Linked DNA regions of Mus musculus: region 2 is linked to region 1. Evidence: chromatin contacts called from ENCODE Hi-C data. All regions are on one chromosome and are shown on one strand. The core of a region is the stretch at or near the end of the contact, and the rest is flanking DNA. Distances in the headings are between cores, read along the strand shown.

The links. Hi-C counts contacts between places; a loop is a spot of excess contacts on that map.
Region 2: a map of CH12.LX shows a loop between it and region 1 (2.3-fold over the local background). The contact joins the promoter of Ces2e here to the promoter of Ces2b in region 1. A Hi-C loop is called at or near these places in 4 of 37 maps with a recorded cell type or tissue (CH12.LX, Patski, mouse embryonic stem cell and 1 more).

The regions. Positions count from the first base shown.
Region 1 is chr8:104,827,447-104,834,010 of GRCm38, reverse strand. It overlaps Ces2b (carboxyesterase 2B), which reads right to left and starts at 2,405. Exons shown (of 12, transcript NM_198171.3): 1 at 2,264-2,405; 2 at 1,221-1,431; 3 at 43-169. The coding sequence starts at 2,339.
Region 2 is chr8:104,922,057-104,928,620 of GRCm38, reverse strand. It overlaps Ces2e (carboxylesterase 2E), which reads right to left and starts at 2,361. Exons shown (of 12, transcript NM_172759.3): 1 at 2,225-2,361; 2 at 1,409-1,613. The coding sequence starts at 2,300.

The DNA.
Region 1 (6,564 bases), core at 1,156-3,655:
ATAAAAGCCCTCTCCCCAAGATGACCATAGCCTGACACTCACAGGCAGGTTAGAGCCCTCATGGGCATGGGCTGGTGTGTAGATGTTGAGATATAGGCAGTCCTCGGACGTAGAGACAGGTGGCAGCTTCAATTTTATCTCCTTCATTACACCCAGATTTTGCAGACACCTGATGAAAAGAACAATCAAATATTCTAGTAGGTGTTCAAAACCAAATGTGAATCTGGATTTTTTTTCCAACCACTTTAAGCTGCTCCCTGTGAGAGCTGGGTGGAGCCAGATTTTTAAGGAGACCTCCAGTATGTTAGGGTCTTGATGTCTTTATTTCTGAGACTTGGATAGAAAGACTGTGGGTGTCTCCATGAAAATGATTGGCTGTCTGTAGTGACATTCATGAAGTTATATAAGAAAATCTAGCTATGTATGCATTATCAGACACACAAGAATTTTCTAGTCTCTGTTCCTGGGCGTGGCTATGATGTGAGCAGCTCCTGTAGTTTTGATTCTCTGTGTTTACCAAATGATGAATTGTAATCTGGAGCCTCTAATAGTAGCTTTTGCCCCTAAGTTGCTTTCTTTGGCTACTTTAGTACAGCAACAGAAAACAAACTAAGATCCCAGTATTTGTTATTGGGCTCACACAGCTACTAGAGGGTTCAAAAGACAATGCCACACTAAAGGGTAGTGAGTAATCCTTGATCATATGTGCAGACTCTCAGGGAACTTCTCTTGTCTGCAGTGTCTCTAGAGGGAATTAATTACATATACTTATTCCTTGGTCAATGGCACATGGCCCTATAGGTTGTCACAGTGACCATGAGAGTAGGATTAGCAAGTATTGATCACTCTTGTGTTCCGCAGGAACCTGAAGTGTATTCTCCTGGAGTCAGGAGCTCTGATGCCTAATAGGTGACATTTACTCATGCCTGGATATACTTCCTGTTGTGGAAGAAAGCACTGTCCTTAATCTAAATCTGTTAGCACTTTATCTTTGTTCCCCTCCATAATATCTACATGTAACTCCCTCTGAGTGCCAAGTTTTTACCCAGGAGCCTGGCCCAGTTGTTCTATTCAACATTAACACATCACTAGGAAAATGCATGGTGCACTCATCCACAAAGAGAGAAAACTGTTGTGTAGCTGAGATGAAGGAAACACTTCAGCATGGCTCAGAACACAGTCTCCCCCAGTGCTTAAAACCCTCTGGGTCCAAAACTTACATGGCTGGATGTGCAGTTCCATCTCTCACACCACTCCATGGCTCAGGGGCCTCAGGAGGTGCAAAGCGCAGTGGTCCTACAGGAGGCTTGGCGAAGGGGATTCCCAGGAAGGTGTGGACACCAGCTTTAGTGTCCTTCACGTGGACAAGGCTGCCTCGGACCTGTCCTGTATGTGTGTTTCTGATGGGGCTGGCCTCTGGTGAGTCCTGACCTGGTGGAGAGATTCTATCAGGGTTATGTATCTGCAACCATCTGCCAGCAGATTGTGAGATTCCCATTTCATTGATACAAGGGCACAGAGGAAGGGAACCCAGCCCCCTACCCCCACAGTTTAGTTTTGGGGTAGGAGTGTAGGAGTGTCCCTGTCAGTCAGCGACAGGAGTCTTTCCTGGTTCATTTTCTAAGGATTTCCCACCATTTCTCTAGCTAAAGAAGTCACACACTCAGTGCCATTTGGCCACATGAATTTATGATTATTATCATTCTTGCTCAAATGTTTATAGTAGTTACAGTCATAGCCATACTCCAAGGAGAGAAAACTATCTTCTTACTTCCCCTGAATTCTCATCTGCTCTCTCAAATCTCTTTACACTGAAGTGTCTCTTCAGTATAGAGTGATATTAGATGTCTCTGACCCTCTGAGTGTTAGTGGGGCCACAAGATGTGTGTGCTTTTGCCTGGGTATTGGTAGGCATGTGCCTCATATTTTTATCTATTGCACCAGTCCTCAAGCTGTGAGACATGACCATTGGAAAACACATATTTCTCATGCTCTTAGGAACTGAGAAACTGCTCAAGAGCAACATTAAGTTAGAAGGTAGCAGTAAAAATAATTTTATGGTTGGGTGTTTCTTATACCAGTCAATATATTGGTTTTTCCTATGGTCATAATCTATAGTTTGAGAATGTCTGATCTATGACATGTTTTTGACCAGTTCCCTCCATGCCCCCCATGCTTTCCCTCCCACAAGCTCAGTTCTGACATGCAGAACTTGGCAGGTCTGACTGCAATCATTGCCCCATGCCTGTTTAGTGAGCCTCACCCTGCACATGGCCGAGGAGAAGCAGGAGTCCAAAGAGGAGAACATCCAGCCAGTTATGCATTTGGCTCCGTGGCATGGCCGGCTCTCAGGCTCTGAGTTTGTGCTGCTAGGAGGACCACGTTTCACAAACAGGAAGCAGACTGTGTGAGTCCTGCCCAGGCAGGAATTTAAACAAAGAGGATATAGGTGGAGATCTTGTTGTGACCGGTCAAAGTTGTTGGAGAAGTTATTAGTTAACAAGTGACAGGAGCCAATGGCCTGGAATAGTCACTTCTGCTAATTCTTTTCTCTCTGTGGCCTCCTGGAAAGGCACAGAATGAATTCTGGAGCTCAACTGGGATACCAGGAACTCTATCCCAGTGTTTGGCCAGAAAGCTGTAATGGGATAAATCAGAGTGCTTCTGTGAGAAGGGCACACAGTCAAGATGTCACAGGAGAATCAGGCAAGTGCAGGAGCTCTGAGTGTGAGCTCATTCTCAAGCCTCCCCTGGCCTTTGAAGATTCAGCTTATTGAGCCCGTTTCCATGGTCCTTGGCCCCTGCAATCATCTTAGGATCTGCATGGACCCTCTTCCCTTTAGGACACATTTGTTTCAACAAAACACACTGACATTCTGGTGGTTTTAGAGTCCACAGTCCCTATGCACTCTGCTATAATGATGTGTCTCCTCTAGTGATCAGCTTCTGACCAGATCAACTTCACAGTCACTCATCCATTTAACCAATAATTTTAATTGTTTGCATTTACTGTGCTCATGGATATGTGTGTGCAGTTGCTGCCGGGCTATGGGTCATATAAGGAGGTGAAAGGAGAATGTGTGCCAAGTGCATCTTCTCCTTCCACTGGTAAATCTCAAGATGGAACTTAGGTCATCAGCATTGAAGGAACGTTCTCTTATAACACACTGATTACTCTCACTCTTAATCACATGACCAGTATTTAATGGGACCTTAATATCTCTAACATTATGGTCAATCTAAATTACAAAGAACCCCTACAGGATATATCAAAGAATGAAGGATCCGGAGCCCATATCCAGTCCAGCCTGACTCTCTAGAGGAAGTTTTGTGGGGATCAGTGCCAGACAGCCTTTAGTGCATGTGAGAATTTGCCTTGGCTCCAAATTATGATTACTGTCTTTATTATCTAAATAATAATCCAGAACTTTACAGCATGGCACTACAAAACTTCCTTGTGTCTCTCTGGCTGCTTCCCTGGCAAAACCCAGCTCAGTTTTTCTGCCTCCTCTAATTTTACCTCTCCAATGCACTCTTGTCCTGTCTGTCATCTAAGCCTTTCTTGGTAGCTGTTCTCTCTACACCAAGTTCCCTGAAAAAAGAATTGCTAGACCATGAGGGCTGAGAAGTTCCTGGTTCCTCCAATCTTGGGATGGAGAAGCCAGATCCCAATGGATGCTGTGCATCCCTGTGCTTCTTAATCCCAGACATTTCTGTAGCTCAGCTTGGGAAATCCCTGTGTGCTCTGCTCCTCAATGCGCCATCAGTCAGAGGCGTGGCATGTCCAAACCCCAGAAATACTGAGGCTAGCAGTAGGATCCTTCCCCACTGCCTGTGGTCTGGGTTTCCAGGCACACATAGCTCTGTGTGTACTTTTGCCTCCCTGCTCCCAGGAGGTCACTTAGCCTGGCAGCACCTGGAATTCCTCCTTATGCAGATGAGGCATCCTGAGTGCATTGGCCCCAGCCAATGATGTACACTCACCTTCAATGTCTCTACCTACTCCCACAGTGGTTTAAGTAGACTTTGTTCTCCCCCCCCCGTCCCCACCCCCAATTAACTAGGTGTCTTTTTCATGGTTCCAGCTGCATACATAGCAGAGGATGGCCTTGTCTGGCTCAAAGGGAGGGGAGGCCCTTGGTCCTATGAAGGCTTGATGCTCCAGCATAGGGGAATGCTAGGGCTGTGAGGCAAGAGTGGGTGGATGTGTGGGTCAGTGGGAGAGCACCCTCATGGAGATAGGGGAGGAGTGGGATGGAGGGTTTTCAGAGAGGAAAATGGGAAGGGGGATACCAGTTGAAATGTAAATAAACAAAATAACTAATATATATTTTTTATTCCTAGCTGTTTCACTGAAGCTGTTTCCTGAGAACATTCTAGTCACATTCACATCTGCCTGAGGTCTGTTCTGTTCTTGGCTGTTCTCACCTGGCTTCCCCTGTCAGGATCCACACTTGTCGATGGCAGCTAGCACACTGAGACAGACAGGAATGTGGAACCTAAATAGAAGCTGGCTATGCTATGTGGATCATGAAGACCACAAGTATGCACAGAAGGAAGGTGAGCTATCCCAGCCAGGGTACATTGACACCCCAACACACACACACACACACACACACACACACACACACACACACACACACACTCATCTTTTTTCCTGTCACAAGGGCTTATAGTCTTTTTTTCTTTCTGTCTCTTACTTTGGGTTGGCACTATAATGAGGGACTAGGTACAATGATGGGACAAGTGACATCTTCTGACCACAGATACTCCTTGGTATTGGTACAATCCCCCCAGCCCTCTTCCCAGACCCCCCTCAGCCAACTTGGGTGTTGACTATAACCCTTTACATTTTTCTCTCCTTGAAAGGAACCCAGGAATGTAATGACCAGTCAAAATCCCTTAGGGTGGTCACCAGATTCTCTGAAATGTGCAGGTAGGCTTATGTCTAAGACTTTGGGGAACACCCTGTGGAGCTACACGCCCCACTGGAAACATTCATCTCCAACTTTGACATTTCCAAACCATTTCTATCATGGGAAATTCATCATCACTTTAAAAGGAGTCTCAAATGACGGGGCTGCTCAAGACCCATGGCATAACACTTACTCAGAAGGAAGCCAATTCCTTTTGGGAAGGGGTCCTTGAGGCAGCTACCTTGATGGTGGTAGGTGATCCTTATGACTCTGATACATGAACTTGAGTCATTTATCTTACCAACTGCCAAGGGAACCAGAAAGGAAAGCCCCCTCCTCCTCCATTTTCTGCCCATTATAGCTGCTCTCTACCAATATATGATTCCCTCTAAGCTGGGGCCCACCAAAGATGCTTCATCTTCCCCATAAGATGAATTTGATGCTGAATGTCCTGAAAACCACCCCATCACAGATCTCGAAGTGCTAGAAAAGGCCATAGAGGAGATTCACAAAACAATTGCTTCCTCAGTCATGGGAGCATATTGTGGTCCCACCCAACTCACCCTGATCGCCCTTGCCTCCCTATATTGCACAGCATGGCACTTCTCCCTCAGCCACTTCTTCCACTACCTAGCTAGCAGCTCTGCCACCTCCGAGTCTATGCTGTGAGTCCAAAGATCCAGGCAATCCTGGTTAATATCCACACCACTCAGACTAAGCCTTCAAATTGGTCTTCTTATCAGGCTGGAGAAGTAAAAGAGCAATCAAGGATGATGGTATGCATGCCCCTTAGACTAATTCCCTTCTCCAAAGTCAAACCTTTAAATATGCCCCAGGATTGGTGAGATGTCTGTCATTCCTCTTTAGGCATCCTGTATTTTCTATAAATGGAAGGCTCTCTACAGAGATAAAAATGCCTCCAGTAGGTCAGGTGGAAATGACTGTCATAGGCCATGACTTAGGTAATAAAGAAGGTAAAGAAATTCCAACTGTGATGGACCCATAGGTTGAATTAGTCTATTCACCGCTCTTAAAACTCTTAACATCCTGCATTTCTCTGATCTCTCTCTCTCTCTCTCTCTCTCTCTCTCTCTCTCTCTCTCTCATATCAAGCACCAGAATTCCAAGGACTGGTAGACCCTTCTATATGTTGAATCTCCACTGCTCAAGTGGCTCTAATTTTTCCTTAGTTAAGGACCACTGCTCTACCTACACAGGCTTGACAACCATTTTAGGTGTAGCCATTGGTATTTCAGCAGTGTCCCCTCCCCCACCCCTAAATGTGGAAAGTCAATCCCTGGGATATCCTGTATTTAGACAATTGACACAGCCTGGGATTATTTTTGATTACATATTTCAACAACATCTCTAGGAACATCATATGTTCCATTCATAATTTCATCATGAGCTGTCTCTGGGATTGCAGGTTTTAATTTTGAGTATCTAATTTTGTAAAAGATTCCTTCCCCATAACTTCATGTGTATGTCAGCCACATAGAGTCTTAACTTTCCTGGTTTGCCTTCTAGTCCCACACATTTAACCCATGGGACACTGTTTTATTTCAGATTATTTTCCAATTTCCTATAGATTGTGCATAAATCTTCTGAAACTTCCATTCTTAATTACAATAATTTTGGGAAATGATAG
Region 2 (6,564 bases), core at 1,112-3,611, 95 kb before region 1:
GTCCTGCTAATGTATGATTCTCTCTAAAGAGTTAGTTCCTGGAACAGAACCTCTGACACCCCAGCACTCCATTGCTCAGTGTCCTATACCTAGGGTTCAGCTGCCAATAGTGGATAAGAAGGTCTTCTTGAACCCACGAGGGTCTACACGGTAGCAGAACTCAGGTTTTTTGTGCTTTCTAGTATCCCTAAGATTTCCTTTTCCTACCATGGTAAAGGCTGCAGGCTTATTGAAATCTGAGGTAGAATCAGATTTCCAGAGAGGTCCCCACTTGGGTGAAGGCATATATTTTATTCTTTTTTGAGTTTGGCTTCTGGGGAACTCCTGGAGGCTCTATGAGAATAATTTCCCGTGAGCAGCGATAAGCACCAGTTCTGTTAGTACTCTTTAATGCCTATTGAGAAGGTTAGTCTTAATTTTTACCTTAAGATAACATAGAATCACTTGGGAATATAGTCTCAGTGAAGGATTGTCTAGATCAGGTTAGCCTATGGGGATTTCCTTGATTCTGTTAATTGAGGTGGTAAACTTTTCAACCATGGGGGGAACCATTCTCTAAGAAGGGGCTTCTGAATAGTATGAACAGAGAAGGCAAACTGAACATTAGGCAGTAGGTATGCATTCCTTGCTCTCTGGTCCCATTTAAAGATGTGATATTATTTATTCCCTTAAGTTTCCCCCTTGTAGTCTATGGTAACATGGAGTTGTGACCCATAATAAACAGTTTCTGTCTTAACCTGCTTTTTACCAGGTATTTTATCACAGCTACAAGAAACAAAATGAAGATACCAAGATAATGTTGTGCAATACCTACACAGGCACTAAGGGGTGCAGTGGACAATGTCCCAAAAACAATGTCCCAAAGACCCATGGGATGTTCTTTACCCTACTTCCAGAAACTCTCAGGACCTCTACTTCACACGTAATCTTCAGAGGAAGGTTTTATATGTTTCTTTGGACAATGGCACTTGGCTCCTTTGGTTGTATGAGGAACTGTAGAGGCTGGAGTTGTGAAAGGACACATCACTGCTGCCCTCCTGAGAGACTTATAGTACATTATACTTGACTCTGGGCTCTTGCTGGTTAAGGTGTTTATACTGACCTTTGTCCATAGACCTCATTTATGGTGGCAGAGATCACTTGGCATATTCTGAATCTAGGAACCATTCATATCTGTTTCTCACTGCAAAACTGAGAGATAACGTATAGGAACTGATCTTTGACCCAGGAGACTGGCAAAGTTTTTTCTATTAGAAGCCTTAGCTATGTATCTAAAAATGCACAACGCACTGCACATCATAGACAGAAAACTTCTATGGGGTTGAGAAGAAGGAAGCATTTCATTTGCTCCCAGAGCTTAAAGCATGCTTTTACCCCCGGCCTGCAATTGTCTAGGTCCAAAACTTACATGTTTGGATGTGAGGTCCCATCCCTCACCCCACTCCATGGCTCAGGGGCCTCAGGAGGTGCAAAGCGCAGTGGTCCTACAGGAGGCTTGGCAAAGGGGATTCCCAGGAAGGTATGAACAGCGATGTCAGTGTCCTTCACGTGGACAAGGCTGCCTCTCACCTGGCCTGTGTGTGTGTTCCTGATGGGGCTGGCTGAGTCCTGACCTGTGGGTGGAGATGCCAACATGGTTAGTTTTGCCCAGGCAGTTGCCACTACATGGTTTATTCCCACCTTATTTTCACTAAGTGCCCATGGGGAAGGGAATTTGGGGTGTGTAGGCTCAGGTGTGGGATGTGCGAGTAGGAGCTTCTACATAACCCCCAAGCCAGGAACATTACTTATACTCCTTTTGAATGGTAGCAGGGCATGTCTCTAAGGAGGAGACATGCTCAGAGCCACTTGACAGCATGGATGTATTCTTTTCATCATCACCGAAAGGTCTGTAGCAGCCACAGTCACACAGGGAGAGAGGAAATGATACCTTTGCTCTCTTTCCTCTAACCTTCAGGTGCAGCACTTCTTAGCCCTTCTTCCACTGGAATGATTGTTTTTGGAAAGGGGTGTTCATAGGTATTGCTGACCCTCTATGTGCAGCAGGGTTCACTCTGTGGGCTTTGGTGAAGGCATTGGGAGGCACACATTTTCCACCCTTTTTATCTGCCATCTTTACCAGCTTTTCCCTCCCTGGTGACTTCCCTCCCACAAACGAACCTGCTGACTCCGAGGAACTGAGCAGCTCTGACCTGTTCCTCATTGCTCACTGAATGACTCTCACCTTGCACATGCAGAACGAGAAGCAGGACCCCACAGGCCACAGCATTCAGCCATCCAAGAAGTTTGTATAGTGGCATAGTCAGCTCTTAGATCTGAGTCTGTGTTGCTCCAGGATATCTGTGTGCTATGGACAGGAAATAAAAGATGTGGGTCTTGCCTAGGCAGGAATTTGGACCTAAAATAAAGTAGGCAGGAAATTCACTAGGGCGGGGCAAAGTTCGTATTGCCAAAGAAGAGCAGGCCAGCAGGAAGCCAAAGCAATCTCTATTCCTGCTCTTTGGCCTCCTAGAAAGGTATATCATGCCATCTGAAGTCCTTCTGTAACACAGGGAGTCCTATATTCAAGCCTAAGTCAATTCAAACCATGATCACTGTCCTTGTACTCATTGGGCAGATGTTAGTGTTGTTCTGGAGTTCAGAGAACAGGAATCTGTAACAGAGACAGCCTGGGGGGCTTCTTCAAGTAGGTATGTATTCAAGATAAGAGAGGGGAGGGGGAGGGAGGGGGAGAAGAGAGGGAAGGAGGGAGAGAATGTGTTCAGAATATGTCCATTACAGTGATCTTAGGGTCTATATGGACCCCTCCACATGTGTCCTGGCTATTTCACTGAAACACCACAATGTGGCACTTCGCAAGTCTCATTCCTTATTCACACCACCTCTGTAATATATGTTTCCTCTTTTAGCCAGCTCCTGCTGAGATCAACTTTCATAGTTCTTTATCTACTTAAGGAGCACTTTCCATTTTTTTCTATTTCTTTCTTTCTTGTGCATGTGTTTATATGCATGTGTGAATGCCATGCCACACATGTGAAATGCCTCTTCCGTCAGTCAGATCATTCCACCATGTGGATATAGGGGACCCATTTTAGGTCTCTGGCCTTTTGAAAATTCCTTGGCACATTGTGCCATCTCCTGGTCTTCACTTAGCAAACATTTACTCAGGTCCTGCTAGTCTAACACTGAACTCTCAGTGTCTGAGCTCTCAGAGTCTATGATAAAGCCAAAGGTACAGGTCTACACTAGGTGTGTAATAATCACAAAGAACCCTGGCAGAACACACCAAAGAGTACAGGACTAGGAGCTCCCACAATGCCCAACGGATCTCCTAGAGGGCATGATACAGGGATCAAAGTAAGCCTGAAGTCTGAGAATTTGCCTTCACTCTGTATTTCCAGATCCTGATAATTTATGGGCCTAGCACTGCGGGCGGAGCTACATCCTTAAGGCTTCTCTGTCTCTGCAAGCATGATACAGCCAAGCCTTTCCCTACCAACACTGGCTATTGTTTCAATGTAGTGGCTGCAATGCACTCCTGACCAGTCTGCTGTCCCAGCCCTCACTGGCTGCTCCTCTCCCTCCTCTCAGTTCCTTGAGCAAAGAAACTGATGCGCTGTAGGGCTACGAGGTCGTCTTCAGTTCCTTCTTTCTCAGGGTCAAGGAATCAGCATCTTCAAGTTTTCAGGGCTTCCTGGTGCTTCCTCTTAATACAAGACTTTCTCAGCTCTACTGGTGTAGTGGTTTGAAAGAGAATAGCCTTTACAGACTCATATATTTGAATGTTTGCTTTCCAGTTGATGGACTGTTTTGGAGGAATTAGGAGGTGTGCTCTTGTTGAAGGAGGTTTGTCACTGGGGGTGGGATTTGAAGTTTCAAAAACCCATGCCAGGACAAGTCTCTGCTTTCTGCTTATGGATCAGAATGTAAACTCTCAGCTACTGCTCCAGCTCCGTTCCTGCCTGCCTGCTGCCATGCTGCCCACCAGGATGATGGTTCTGAACTCATCCTCTGAAATGTAAGGAAGCCCCCAATTAAATGCTTTCTTTCACAAGTACTCTTGGTCATGGAGTTATCTATAGAACAGTAACTGGGAATGCTGGGAAGGGGTGGTAGAACCCATGGGCTTTGTTACTTACTGCACATTTATCCAGAGACCCTCATGTTGGTAATTGCCAAGGCCATAGCAAATATGTGGAATGAAGAAGACTCTCAGGTGCATTTCTTGGAAGAAGTGGAGAGTGAGCTCAGGAACAGGGAGAAGTGGGGGAAGCAGAAGCTCAAATTCTATTGAAACACCTGCAATAGATACTCCTTCACACCGATTCGGTGCAAAGATATGGGGTCACCAGTGTCCTCAAACATGCCTGGAGGAGATAAGAATGATACAGTCATAGAAGACAGCTTGGCCCAAAGAGAAGAAAATATTAAGCTAAAAAACAAAACAAAACAAAACAAAACAAAACAAAACTAAAACAAAACAAAACAAAACAAACCCTGTGTTTGAGAAAGTTCACAAGAGCTTGATGGGAAGTAGTAGGAATCAGGTTGCTCAGGTGTGTATTAACTGGGGAGTGGGTAAATGTGTTGAGTGCATATGTAGAATGGCATTGTTTAGCAAAGGACGCAATGCTTGAATAAATTGTACCTAGTAATGAGACTAGTCACAAAGAATTCCTTTTCATGATAGGACAGCCCAGAGCCCTGATGTTTTCAAATTTTATGCAGTTTACAAACTCTTCCATCAGAAAGAAGTCATATGGTTGCTAGGGAGCAGAGACCAGGTGATGATTAACAGGAAGGATCATGAGTGGATTTTTTTTTTTTATACTTGAAGTGTGGGTTGTTGCTTATCTCATACTCTTATGCAGATTTACCAAGATATGCTGATACATGGTAAACTTACGCCCATAGAAATCACCTGACAATGAATCTTCCCAGTGGTAAGAGGGCTTCTTAGCATCTAAAACACCTTTGTGGAATGTCCTATATATCAGCAGAAATAAGTATCCCACAGAGGTGTGTTTACAGCAGGAGCTCAATAATGCTGTTGGGCTCCCATGGAAGTATCGGGCATAGGTCATTTGTATTCAAGGGTTAACTCTTCTCTCTGCCCCTACACTTGCTTGGGGTGGATACAGGAGGAGGGAACACATGATGGGAGAGAAGCAGCTTGAATTCTGACCCCACAGTAGCTTTTGAGCTGTAAAAAAAGTACATACCCGATTCTGTCCTTCCTCATGATTGTTTCCACCTGGAAATATACTTCTTGCAGGGCAGGGATCAGAAAAGTGAAAAGACCATCATGTTTCGAAACTATAGTTGGAGGGTCAGGGAGTCTTCAGTGCCCCTCATGAGTTCCTCTATCACTAGGTCACCAAACTCAGGGATGATCTTCAAGACCAGAGACCATTAAAAGTGAGGGAATACAATCAGGTCCCAGAACTAACTTTTGGATATACCCAAAAAGGCAATTCCACTCTTCACACACTTCTTAATTCATCCCATGATTCTCATATTCATCTCAAGAGAGATTTCACAATTAGTGTAGCTAAATTTGGTTTCTATTTTGCTTTGAAGGGCATGAAGTCAAAAGGTCATGGATTTGGGGTAATTGGTTCAGAGCAGTGAGGCCTTTGCATTCCATACCCCATTGACCCCCTTTCTACAGAAAACCAGGATTCAAAAAAACTTTGTGAAAAGTCAGAAGCTCCCTCCCCTCTTGCCTCTGCCTCCCAGGCAGCCAACCAGAGCATCCAAGCCATCTGTGCACACCCAGACAGGATGGACAGCAACTGTACAAGAATTAGGCAGGGAGGGACTGGAACATTCTTCTAGGAAGGGAGAAGAAAATTGCCAACATCTCCAGCTGAGTGTGTGTGCCCGCAAATTTCATAGTGTCCACTGTGTGCATGGTGGCCAGTATGAAATTGTTCGCACTTCCCCAGGCTGATTGATAGCATCACTAGGAGTCATCCTACCTCCTCACATGATTCTAAAAACAATGGAGATCACTAGGTCCAATTGTGCTGGCCAAAGGGCACATTCAACCCAAGTGAGGTAGAGGGGTATGGATTAGTTCCTTTGAGATCCTCAGCATCTCATGGAACTTTATCTGAAATTGACCACAATCTTGAACACAAAATAAGTCTCAAACAAAATGAAAAATTGAACTAATGCCCTAAATCCTATCTGACTGCCAAGAATTATCACTGGGCTGCAAAAACACAGTAACAATAGGAACTCGATTGGCTCAGGTTTCTTCCAGTCAGATCTAGTGCCGGGCCACCTTGGGCCTGAACTCAGCCGACAGTCCTACAGTCCTCAGAGGACTCTCCACCGCCCAGGTGCCATAGGATACCCAGGAGCATAGGATCACTGGTGAGTGGAACACAACATCTGTTCCAACAGAAACGGGAGTCCCTGGGGCCAGCTGGAGCATGGTCACAGGAACCCTGTTGGACCAGTGGCTCAGGTTCCTTCTGGTCGGCATTAGTCTACCTTGGTTTCGAACTCAGAGGAGAGCCTCACAGTCCCTGGAGGAAGTACTACTTCCAGGCACTC